Regions from separate parts of the Mus musculus genome. Here region 1 is linked to region 2. The links are chromatin contacts, found by Hi-C or POLR2A ChIA-PET in ENCODE. All regions are on one chromosome and are shown on one strand. Each heading gives the region's core, a stretch centred on a gene start or an enhancer-like site at or near the end of the contact. The rest is flanking DNA. Distances are from core to core; before and after follow the strand shown. Region 1 has its middle 20 kb from the start of Gm33483. Region 2 holds the start of Laptm4a (lysosomal-associated protein transmembrane 4A).

The links. Hi-C counts contacts between places; a loop is a spot of excess contacts on that map. ChIA-PET counts read pairs that join two places held with the same protein, here RNA polymerase II (POLR2A).
Region 1: a map of T-helper 17 cell shows a loop between it and region 2 (1.9-fold over the local background). The contact joins the enhancer-like site here to the promoter of Laptm4a in region 2. A Hi-C loop is called at or near these places in 1 of 37 maps with a recorded cell type or tissue (T-helper 17 cell). POLR2A ChIA-PET finds 5 or more read pairs at or near these places in 2 of 5 experiments (both embryonic stem cell).

Annotation. Positions count from the first base shown.
Region 1 is chr12:8,856,296-8,861,855 of GRCm38, reverse strand. No RefSeq gene overlaps it. Among named protein-coding and RNA genes, the nearest start is that of Gm33483, 20 kb to the left of the region's middle. Within about 2 kb of position 1,891, at least 2 of the 3 ENCODE cell types and tissues checked have a DNase peak (open chromatin) inside an H3K27ac peak, as active enhancers do.
Region 2 is chr12:8,917,959-8,923,274 of GRCm38, reverse strand. It overlaps Laptm4a (lysosomal-associated protein transmembrane 4A), which reads right to left and starts at 1,968. Exons shown (of 7, transcript NM_008640.2): 1 at 981-1,968. The coding sequence starts at 1,316.

The sequences.
Region 1 (5,560 bases), core at 642-3,141, 61 kb after region 2:
AGGGGGAGGGAGGCACAAAGAAGAACTTAAGAAAAGCAAGCATGTAGAAGCCAGATTGACCATAGACTCTCAATCTGACTAGAGCCACAGTCTGTCCGGAGACTCTGACCCCATGGCCCCCAGAGCGTTCTGCTGGTACTTAGGTCCACAACCCTGTCTACTCCTCACAACAGAAGCCAGCCCTGAACCTGCTGCCCCTACTCTACTAGCTAAGCCTTCGGAGTTCTGAAAGGCTCTCCCAAGGGCTGGCTAAGGTATGAGAGCTGGGGAGGACAGTGTTGGGGCAGCTGATGGAAGCCATGAAACAGCCCCAAGGGTTTATTCTATGCCAGAGTCAGTGGTCTGGGACATGTCTATGAGATCTCTGGCAGAGCTGAAGAAAAGAGCTGACACCCTGCATCCAGAGCCCACCCATAGTGAAAATGAGACAGCTTTTCTGAGCTGGGCTTTGCATAGAGCTTCCAAGATGGCAGGCTACATCTCAAAGTCTATCAGTCCATTGGCACATCACCCAGTGTCCTGAGCAGGGGGGCTCTAGTGTATAAAAGGGAAGCGGGTCCCAGATGAAGAAGGAGTCCTGTGAAGAAAGCGGTTAAGGGGAGCAGAGATAGTCAATGACCTTCTGGAACTTTCCAGAAAACAGGGTCACCTTCTGTCGTGTTTCAGAATGTAAGTCAAGCCTGTGAGAGAACACACCTTGTAATCTCAGCGCTGAGACAGGACCTGGGGTGAAGCAGGAGTAGATGAAAACGATTACCTGTCTCTGTCTGCCTCAACTTCCCCCATTCTTCCCCCCTCATCCTGGCTAGGACAAGTTGCTGGCAGCCTCTCCCCCATTAACCACAGCCAGGGGGCCTAGGTGGGCATGCTCCAAACTGAGGAGACACCTCTTCCCCACACTCTGTGATCAGGCGCCCCAGGGCCAAGCTGTGGAGGCCTCAGGGCCTGGCACAGACCACAGGAGGGAGGCGGGGCGGGGGCGAGGAGATGAACTCATCCTTTGCTTACCTCAGACTGCTCTCTGATCGTAAAACCCCAGACGCCGAGCAAATGGCCTCAGGTGTGTGCTCGCCAGTTTCGCTGGGATACTAGTCAGGAATGGCAAGAGGCTGACCTGGTTTCGGTGGAGCGGCCCTCCTCTCTTCTCCTCTCCCTCCCCCTCCCTCTCCCCCTTCCCCACCCCTCCCCCCTCCCCCTCCCCCCTCTCCCTCTCCCTCTCCCTCTCCCTCTCCCTCTCCCTCTCCCTCTCCCTCTCCCTATCCCTCTCCCGCGAGGCCTGGCCCTATGGATTTTTCCCCCTCCCTCGCTTCCCTTCTTCTCTCTGGAGATGCCAGTTCTTTATCAGGGCCAAGAAAAGCAAGGGAGTTCTTAAAAGTTGACCTAGGACAAGTCCCTTCTCCAAGGGAGAAAAACAAAACAGCAAAAACTATGCTGTCCCAGAGGCCAGGATCTAAGTCTTAGCCCTGTTCCAGCCTTACTGTCCCATTTCTACCCTACTACCAAACCTAGGGGCCCCAGGAAGCCTCACCCAAAGTCCACATGGGAGACCAAAGCTGGGAACATCCCATGACTAAGCAGCCAATAGAGACTGCAGGCAGTGCTGAGACTTTCCCCTATGCCAAAGAGAAGGGCTGGCCCTCTACATCCTCAAGGGGCTGCTCCAAGTTCTTAGCCCCCTTGCAACAACATTAGTACCTCGAAGATCTAGAATTCTCCCTGGTTCGTGCTTTATGTGGGAAAACTGAGACCACAAGAAGACGGGAACAGACAGCCGACACAGGCCTCACTCTGGTTTCTGAACTGCGAGCCCATCCTTGCCCCTCTGGGTCTTCTGGAAAGGCATGGAAAGGATCAGCACCAGCGGCAGAGTGCTGTGGGGGGCTGGGGGCTGATGTGGGGGCACACACAGCTGAAGCCCTGCTTTTGGCATCCTCATCCTGCCTCCCAGCAAAAAGGCTGATGCAGTCAGTGTCCTGGGAGTCGGTGGTGCCAGCACAGTAGAGGCAGATCTGTCTGGGCCTGCCTGGCCCTGAGCATCCCAGTTCTAGTGGCTTGGTTCTTACATAGTTGTTACCCTCAAGTTTATCTTAGACATTCCAGAGCTGTTGGAGAGAACATTTTCCTAATCAGAGGCTGGAGAGCCTTCCACAGGGCCATCTGTGTCAAGCCAGTGCTGTGGGAAGGGCCCTTAGGCTCTCGGGGGAATCAAAGTTGCGTCCCCGTTGGTCTTATTGCTGCTGGTAACCTTGGGAACTCCTAGGACAAGGTTACCTCCTCCAGGAAGACAGTATGGGGAGGAAGAAACAATTGCCACCAACTCAGGGCTGAGTCCTGATTGGCTCCAAACAGCTCTTCAGTCCTGAATGAGTTGCTACCACCGCCACACCACACACACACACACCCAGTGAGAGCTTGTTTCTGGCTTTTGCAGGGGAGGTGTGTGTAGGGGAGCCAGGGTGGGCTGGGTTATAAAGAACAGTGATGAAGAACCTAGCAGGCTCTCACATAGCAGTGGCTGATGACATGAAAGCTGTTCAGGAAGTCTTTTCAAATACTGCAATGGTCGGGTCCCAAGTCTGCCTTCCTGTATAGTCTCTGCCTCTCGTGCCAGGGGCTCAGACACCGGCCTTCTTTCCTCTCCTGGGCAGTGTGGGGGATGGGGAAACGGGCCCCCTCCCACCAGTGCTCTGTTCATTATCCCTGAAATGTGGGAAGGACATGCCCTGGGGAGTAGATGATCTGATTCTTGGCTATCAATTTAATGTGGTCCTCCACCATAAAAAGGGACAATATAGGGACAGGGTGATGGCTCAGCATCTGTGCAAGTGTTCAGATCTGCAACACCCACACAGAAGCCAGGCAGGCACGACAGCCACCGGTGAGCCCAGGCAACCTGGCTATCTAGAGCAGCTAGAATTGGCAGGCTCAGAGTTCATCAAGAGACTACGCCTCGGTGACCAAAATAGAAAGTGATTAAGGAAAACGCCCAAATGCAACTTCTAGCCTCCACATACACCCTCATGTACATGAACTCACACACGTGGACGCATACACACACATGCATGCATAACATGTACACACACCAAACAGAACAAAGAAATCAAGAATCAAGAACAAAACAGTAGCATGTCCAATAACAGCCTGAGGAATTAGTGTTAGCTTGTTGGCATGAAGCGGCTAGGAGAAGCCTCGTGAACAGACAAAATTCCAACTCGTAGAAGCCCTGCAAAAGGCAATATTGTCGCACAGAACTCAATACAAGGGTTGCATGAGCAATGGAGTGGGGGTGTCTGTAGGGAGATAAAGATGCTCAGCCTATCAAACTGTGCATCTGAAGATATAGTCCCACCACTACTAAACTTTAATAAAGCTAGCCAGAGGGCTGGAGAGATGGCTCAGCGGTTAAGAGCACTGACTGCTCTTCCAGGGGTCCTGAATTCAAATCCCAGCAACCACATGGTGGCTCACAACCACCTGTAATGAGATCTGACGCCCTCTTCTGGGGTGTCTGAAGACAGCTACAGTGTACTTACATGTAATAATTGAATAAATCTTAAAATAAATAAATAAATAAAGCTAGCCAGGAAAGATCTTCCAGCTGGTAAGATGTGGTTAGAGATGTGGCCCTTGCAGCTGGCCACATCCAGGAGCAAAGCTTCTCTCTAAGAAACATGGAGGGCGTGTGCAGCCCTTACAAGTCAGTGATTAAGTGACCTGGGAAAGTGGAGACTTTGAAGAAGATAATTCTGGAACATCTCAGAGGCGTTGCCTTAAACAGGCTACAGGTAAGTGGGCCCAGTCTCAGGACATTTACCCCAGCCTGCCTGCCTGCCTGCCCGCCTGCCTGCCCTGCCTGCCCTGCCCTGCCTGCCTGCCTGCCTGCCTGCCTGCCCTGCCCGCCCGCCCGCCCACCCGCCTGCCTGCCTGCCTGCCTGCCTTCTTTCCTTCCTTCCTCCCTCCCTCCCTCCCTCCCTCCTTCCCTCCCTTCCTTCCCCGAGTCACCATGCCCCTACCCACATCTGAGGGCCTCACTCCAGGATCTACCTGAAGAAAGCTCCATCTTTTAGAACTATCAGAAAGTGTTCCCTTAGTCACACCACTGTTTTGTTTGTTTCCTTCTTTCGGCCCAGCATGGGGGGAGGGGGGAGGGTACAGACTCAGCCAAGCTTGGGTCTTTGGCTTGGCATACAGTACCAAGGAACTACTCCCTTCCTTTTACTTCTGGAAAGTTCTGCAGGTTATTCAGGCAAGACTGACCTCTTTCCCCCCAGCCTTGTCCTTCCAGCATCTACTGCTGCAGACTCTATCGCTCCCTGCCCTTCTGCCCTCCCTGCCTCTAACGGCTAACGCCCTCCAGTGGTTCTCGCTCTGCAGCGTTGGCTCTGCTACAGAGAGTGGGGAAGACCTGATCTGTCAGCGCTGCCTCTTTCTCTCTTCCCTCTATCCTCTCCCTGGAACTCCAGTGACCCGGGGACAGGACTGGAATACTTTGTCTGTGTTTTAGAATTAATATTTACTCCTAAATACTAGTTACTTCTGCTGCGCAGGGGAGAGCAGTTTGGACAGTTCAAGACCTAGGTACTTTGCTGAGCCACAGACCTGAAAGACCTGGCCTGGGGCAGCTAGAATCAGACACTGCAGGGCTCAGGATCAAGAACCAGGGTGTCTGGGTCTTTCTCACCTCTGTTGCTGGCTCACTCTCTCCCTCTTGTCCCCCTGGTCTCTCTGCTCAACTGCCTCTGACTGTCCTTTCTCTCCTGTCCTACTCTCTGAATATGCCACTCCACAGGTGCACATGCACAAACACATACACATATGAACACACACATATACATGAATACACACATACATGAAGACACACATGAAGACACACATACATGAATATACACATATACATGAATACACACACACATGAACACACACACACACACACACACACACACACAAGCAGACATATACTGCTTCTCCCCTTCTTCAGCCAGCAAGCAAGACAAGCGTAACAAACCACTCAGCCAATGTATGTACCAAGTTGGAGCCTTCAAAGCATACCCTATCATTCTGTCAGGTTTTGTCCAGTTATGTGTGCGTTGCCTTTCTGCTGGAGCTATCCTCATGGGGTCTGGACCTGGGCCAGGTCCAGGGGTGGGAGGGAGGGGCCACTAACTCTCCTGCAGCTCTTGTCCAGGAAGCCCCAGAACCTAGATGAGCTCCAGCAGGGCTTAGTCTTCCTTCCCCTCCATGGCTTGGGAGGCTGGAGCTGAGGGTGGGGCTGGGGGCTCGGGGCTCGGGGCTGATGGCTGAGACAAAGTCGCACTCAGCATCAACCTTGCTGAATCCCCTGCCCTAACCTGAGCTCACATCAAAAGACCTTGGCTCTCAGATGTGAGGGCTCCAGCTATAAATCTGGAGAACCTGGCCCTGCAGCTAATGAGCTGTCCTGGCTGGCTGGAGCAGGCACTGAGAGATCCTGTTTCACTCAGGGGCAGTCTGACTGAGAGGTTCCTGGGGACCTTGAGACTCAGGCTGCCCATCTCTCCCCCCAAACCCCACCAGGGCCCTA
Region 2 (5,316 bases), core at 719-3,218:
GGTCTGATAGTCCCCTGGGGTGGGCTGGGAAGCCATCTGCCTGAGGAAGATTTTCATCTGGTGTTCTGCCAAAGTTACTAATGACTTCAAGATACTGGGCGGGGAAGAGTAAAGAGAAGGAAGAGAGGACAGGGGTACGCCTCTCCCTCCTTTGCTCTTCATGTAAGTATCAGAAACTGCACACTAACTCCACTTCCTACCCTCACCCCCCACCCCCACGACGAAATTTCAAAAGTCATCCAAGTGGTCACGCCAGCAAAACATGTTCCTCAAAGCTTCGGCAAAGTTTAATTGCTTAAAACTATCTTTAAAAAATCACGGGTTTGGAAATCGCAACAAATAAGTTCATATGAACAGATACTGGGAACTAATTTTTTTTTTAAGTCACAAGACTTTCTGCCGAATATGGAACCAACAAGCCCGTCCATCTGCTGTGACAGAATCACACAGATCCTGGAGCCCAGAAAATGTCAGTAAGGACATAGCAGGCTTTCAATAAACATCTCTTCCAAACCAAGGCGGCCTTGGGATGAAAACCCACCTGACAAGGCAGGGAGGGGGTGTAATGAGGAAAATCTGACCCACTGTAAATTCTGGCTAACGTCTAGACTCAAAACAGAGACCTCTGGCTACATCACCGAACGCCTCAACAAAAACTGCAGGAGGCACCCGAACTGGATTTCGCTTTCGATTCGGACAAAACGTCCGAACTGGCTGCATAACTGCGGGACAATAATTGTTTCGATGGGGGGGTGGGGCGGGATGAGGGTTGCGCACTTCCCGAACCCGAAATGACGATCCTATTCCCATCCCCTCCCAAATCCTGGGGAGCCCCATCTCGTAAAGCCTCAGTTCACAGTTAAAAGCACCCCGAAAAGTAGCGCCCCAACAACTTTCACGTCCCCGCCCCCTGCCCACCAGGCCCACTTGTCGCGCAGGCGCACTGGCCTGGTGGAGCGGCCCTGCCAGCCAGCCCTTACCATGTACCAGGTCCCCAGGATGATCGTCCCGGTGCGGACATGGCAACAGCCGCAGCACCGGGTGCTGTAGAACCGGTCGCTGCGGCTCCGTTTGAAAGTCATGGACACCATCCGGAACCTCGCGGGCCTCGTTCTCGCCCAGGCCCCTGACAAAAGCTTTCGGCCCAGCGGTTCAACCCAGACGACTCTACGACGGTGTCCACAGCCAAAGGACGCGTCTTCTGGCCCGCCCTCGGCCCGGGCCCTTGCCAACTCCTGTGCGCCTGCGCTCTGGGCGCCCGGCGCCGCTCTCGCGGGACGTCGGCTCGGAATCTCTCCCTCCGCCTTCTGCCACATACAGACCAACGAAGAGCGGAAGGCCGGGCTACCTGGCTTCTGATTGGAGAAGATGTGGAGATTGAAACAGATCACGCCCAATCAAAAGTTCAACTCTCTCCGGCGCTGTTTGACCGCGGTGCGCGTGGCTGGGCTCGCTGTCGGGGGCTGTAGGAATTGAGGGTAACTCGGTAATTCACCGTCTCCCAGACGAGCTCCGCAAGGAGGAGAAGGGTGAAACAAGACGGAGTTGGTGGCAGACAGCGGGCACGGAGATTTTTGGCGCTGTCTTTCGCCACGTTGTCTTTGTCACTGCGAGGCCCACGTGACGTATTCGTGCTCTATTGTTGGGCCTGTCGGGGCGTGCCTGCGGGAAGGGGCGTGGCTACCATTCTGGCGTGGCCCTCTAGGCTCAGACCAGAAAGGAGGGCTCGCAAGTAGGCTAAAGGATTGGATTTCTGTCCTTCCCCCATCTCTCTGAAGCCTACTTAGAGGGAGCCAATAAATACCACTGGACTCTGCCAAAGGCCAAGGGATTAAGGAAAATGACAGCATGATAAAGTGGAGAAACCGCTTAGCTGTTGAGTTTATACAGATAATAGTGATTTTTTTTTTCTTCTTGAAGAGAAAGATTGTGAAGGACATTGAAATAGGCCAGAAAAACAAGCAAAAAAAAAAAAAAAAAATAGAGAATGAGAGAGTGTGTCTTAAGTGAGAAACAAGCCACACTTTTCTGCATGCTCTGATGCCAGAGTGAGCCTCAACTTTCTGTGGGATGCTGGACATTTCTACAGCATGTTACACGAGACTCACTGACTCATACCTCTTCTCAGAGAAAGCCATTTGACATAAGTTGGGTGATTCAGTTATCATTTTTACTTCAACAATGGGTGCTTTATATTCACTCTATAGTTCCTTCTAACATCTTATGATCCTCATTAACTGAGTCAAGTTTTTGACTGAATTTATTTTGTATTTGTTTTAAGATTTGTGGCTATCAGCCGGGCTGTGGTGGCGCACGCCTTTAATCCCAGCACTTGGGAGGCAGAGGCAGGTGGATTTCTGAGTTCAAGGCCAGCCTGGGCTATGCAGAGAAACCCTGTCTCAAAAACAAACAAACAAACAAACAAGGCTTGTAGCTACCTTGAGAAGGAATGAAACTGTACCATAGTGTGCAGCTGTGGATAATAGGCATAATCAAATAAACACTGAATAATTTCAAAGAACCTCAAAAGTATTTTGGAAAGAGGAAGGGAAGAGATGTCAGGACAAAATCCATGCCTTTACCATAATTTAAGCCAGTAGACAATGCTAGAATTTTATTAATGAAAATATAGTATATATGAAGAGGTGGTAAGTGGGTAAAGTGCTTGCAAAGCAATCGTGAGGATTCATGGAAAACCAGACGCTGTGGCTTTACCTTTCTGTAAAACCCAGCTGTTACAGCCAGACAGATGTCTTGAGTGAGGAGACATCCCTGCAAGCTCTCTGGCCAGCTAGCCTAGTGTATGAGGAAGCAAATGAGGGGGATGCAGGATTTGTGGGTCTTTAAGGTTCCTAGAATATGTGTGTGAGTGAAAAAACGCTACATGTGTAGCAGTCGCTAGAGGAAGCCAGAAGCAGACATAAGATCCCCCTGGAGCTGAAATTGCAGGCTGCCTGATGTGGGTCCTGGGAACTGAACTCTAGGCATCTGAAAGAGCAGAAAACACTTGGTTTTTTAGAAGACTGTGTTTTATGTATATGAGTGTTTTGCCTACCATAATTGAAGCCAGTAGACAATGCTAGAAGTTTATTAATGAAAATATACTATATATGTCTGTTAAGAACATGGACTGGGCATAAGGAGATGGCTCAGTGGGTAAAGTGCCCACTGGAGGCCAGAAAAGGGTGTTGGATTCTCAGGAACTGTTGTTACGACTGGTTGTAAGCCTCCATGTTGGTACTCGGAACCAAACCCAGGTCCTCAAGTGTTCTTAACCACTGAGTTATCTTCCCAGCCCCTCTTTAATTCATAGTCTCAATTTCCCTTCCCCGTTCTTTCTCTTTTCCTTTCTATTTTTGTTTTATGACATGATCGCAACCTAGCCTCCAGCTCACTATGTAGCTTAGGATGCTCTTCAGTTTCTGACCCCCTTGCTTCTGTCTCCTGATCCCCTACCTACGTCTGTCACAAATCCAGGGTTTGTGCATGCTAGGTAAACTGTACCGAGCTACTTCTCCAACACTTACAATCTTATTTCTTGTTCAAAAAAATATTTATGCTTGGTGCCTGCCTTTCTCACTTTTCCCTTCGATCTGCCCTCTCCCCATGCTGTTGCTGTTAAACCTAGCCTTATAACCCTAAAAGCCTCTCATGGTTGAGCTTTGCCATACCTGACCTTTTTCTTACTTGATACTCCTGGGAATCTATTGATCACCTCATCCCCTTTATTCTGACAATCATATTTTGTCACAGCCATGCATAGGTTGTATAAGCCTACCTTCTCAAGCCCCCTTATTCATCATGCCCACAACCCCATTGGCCCTTCTGTTCTTGCTTTGTTTCAAGGCTATCTTTGATGCTTATGGCCAACTAATCTTCCCATCTTTGTATTTGTCTTCCCTATGAGCCTCTAGTTCCCATCAAGACGTACGAGCCCAGTTTTTCAGGAACTCAATCCCTTTCACTAGTTCCACTAATGTGGAACAAACAAAGAGCGCTTGGAAAAATGGTAGTGCCTTGGCCTTGCCACTTCAGTCCTTTTGCAAACCTACAGAAACTCTAGGAGAGCCTGTGGTATCTTACTACACATCGAGGGAGAAACAGGATAAGCTGTGCCCAGGAGGCAGCAAACCCATGGCCAGATGTGTCATATCATCATCCTCAGATCAGTTCACCAGCTGACCACACAATTCAACTGGACTGATTCAAACCAGAATAGATGTCTAGTTTATCTGGTTATGAGAAAAAATTTAGATATACATTGTTTGAAGCCCAGAGTTTCTAAGTGGCTTATTACTAAGCAAAAGCCAATGCAATGCATTCAGCTTTCCCTCCACACCCTATACAGTTTCATATTGTTTTTATTACTATTGTAGACATTGTGTGTGTGTGATGGATGAATGCAGATTTAGATGTGGAGGCCAGAGGATAGCACATGGAAAGGAAGTTGGTTCTCTATTTACACTGTGGGCTCTGGGGCTTGAGGAACCCGCTGAGCTGTCTAGCTGCACCACCCCTCCATTTTAATCTGTATGTTTATGTATGTGCATATCTCTTCATATAAGTTTTGGCATGCACATGCCACAGGTTGTGTGAAAGTCAGAGGACAAATACACTGCATATATTCACACAAACACATTGTCTTAGTGTCTGTCTGTGCCTAGAGCACTGGGAATGGTTTCAAGGCTCTGAACACACCATTCCTGCCCCATCCTCTAGGTCCCCAACACGGAGGGAGAGACATGGATCAAGACAGGGATCTTGTGAATGGCAGGGGCAGGACACACTTTTTTCTCTTATGTGTTTTAGAAGGGACAAGTTGAGGCTGGAGAGACAATCTGCTCAGAGCCATCTTCTAGCTTCTGGTTCAGTCCTTTATGTTCAAGTCTTGCTTGTAAGTTGTTTTCATTGTTTTCTTTGGAGGTCTTGGCACTTATTTTTAGTTGATTCCAGCAGGGTAGCTTAGCTCTCTCATCATATGAGTCCTAGGAGACTCATCCCTCAGTTGCCCAGCTACGATCTCACCCATAGACCCATCAGCCTTCTCAGAGGCCATGGGAGAATCAGTTGTAACAGCTTCTTTATGTATCAAGTGAGCAGACAGCATTCTCCTCATACTCAAGCACTAACCTGGGTGTTGCTATGCGGGTGTTTGTGGATGGGATTAAAGCTCACAGAGCTGACTTTGCGTAAGATTGTTTGTTCTAGGTTATCAGGGTGGGTCTGATTCTGTCAGCTGAAGGGTCAAAGCTGAGGCTCCCTCTAGGGAGGAGAATACCCTTTCTGGGACAGCAGCTTCAACTCCATAAGTACCTT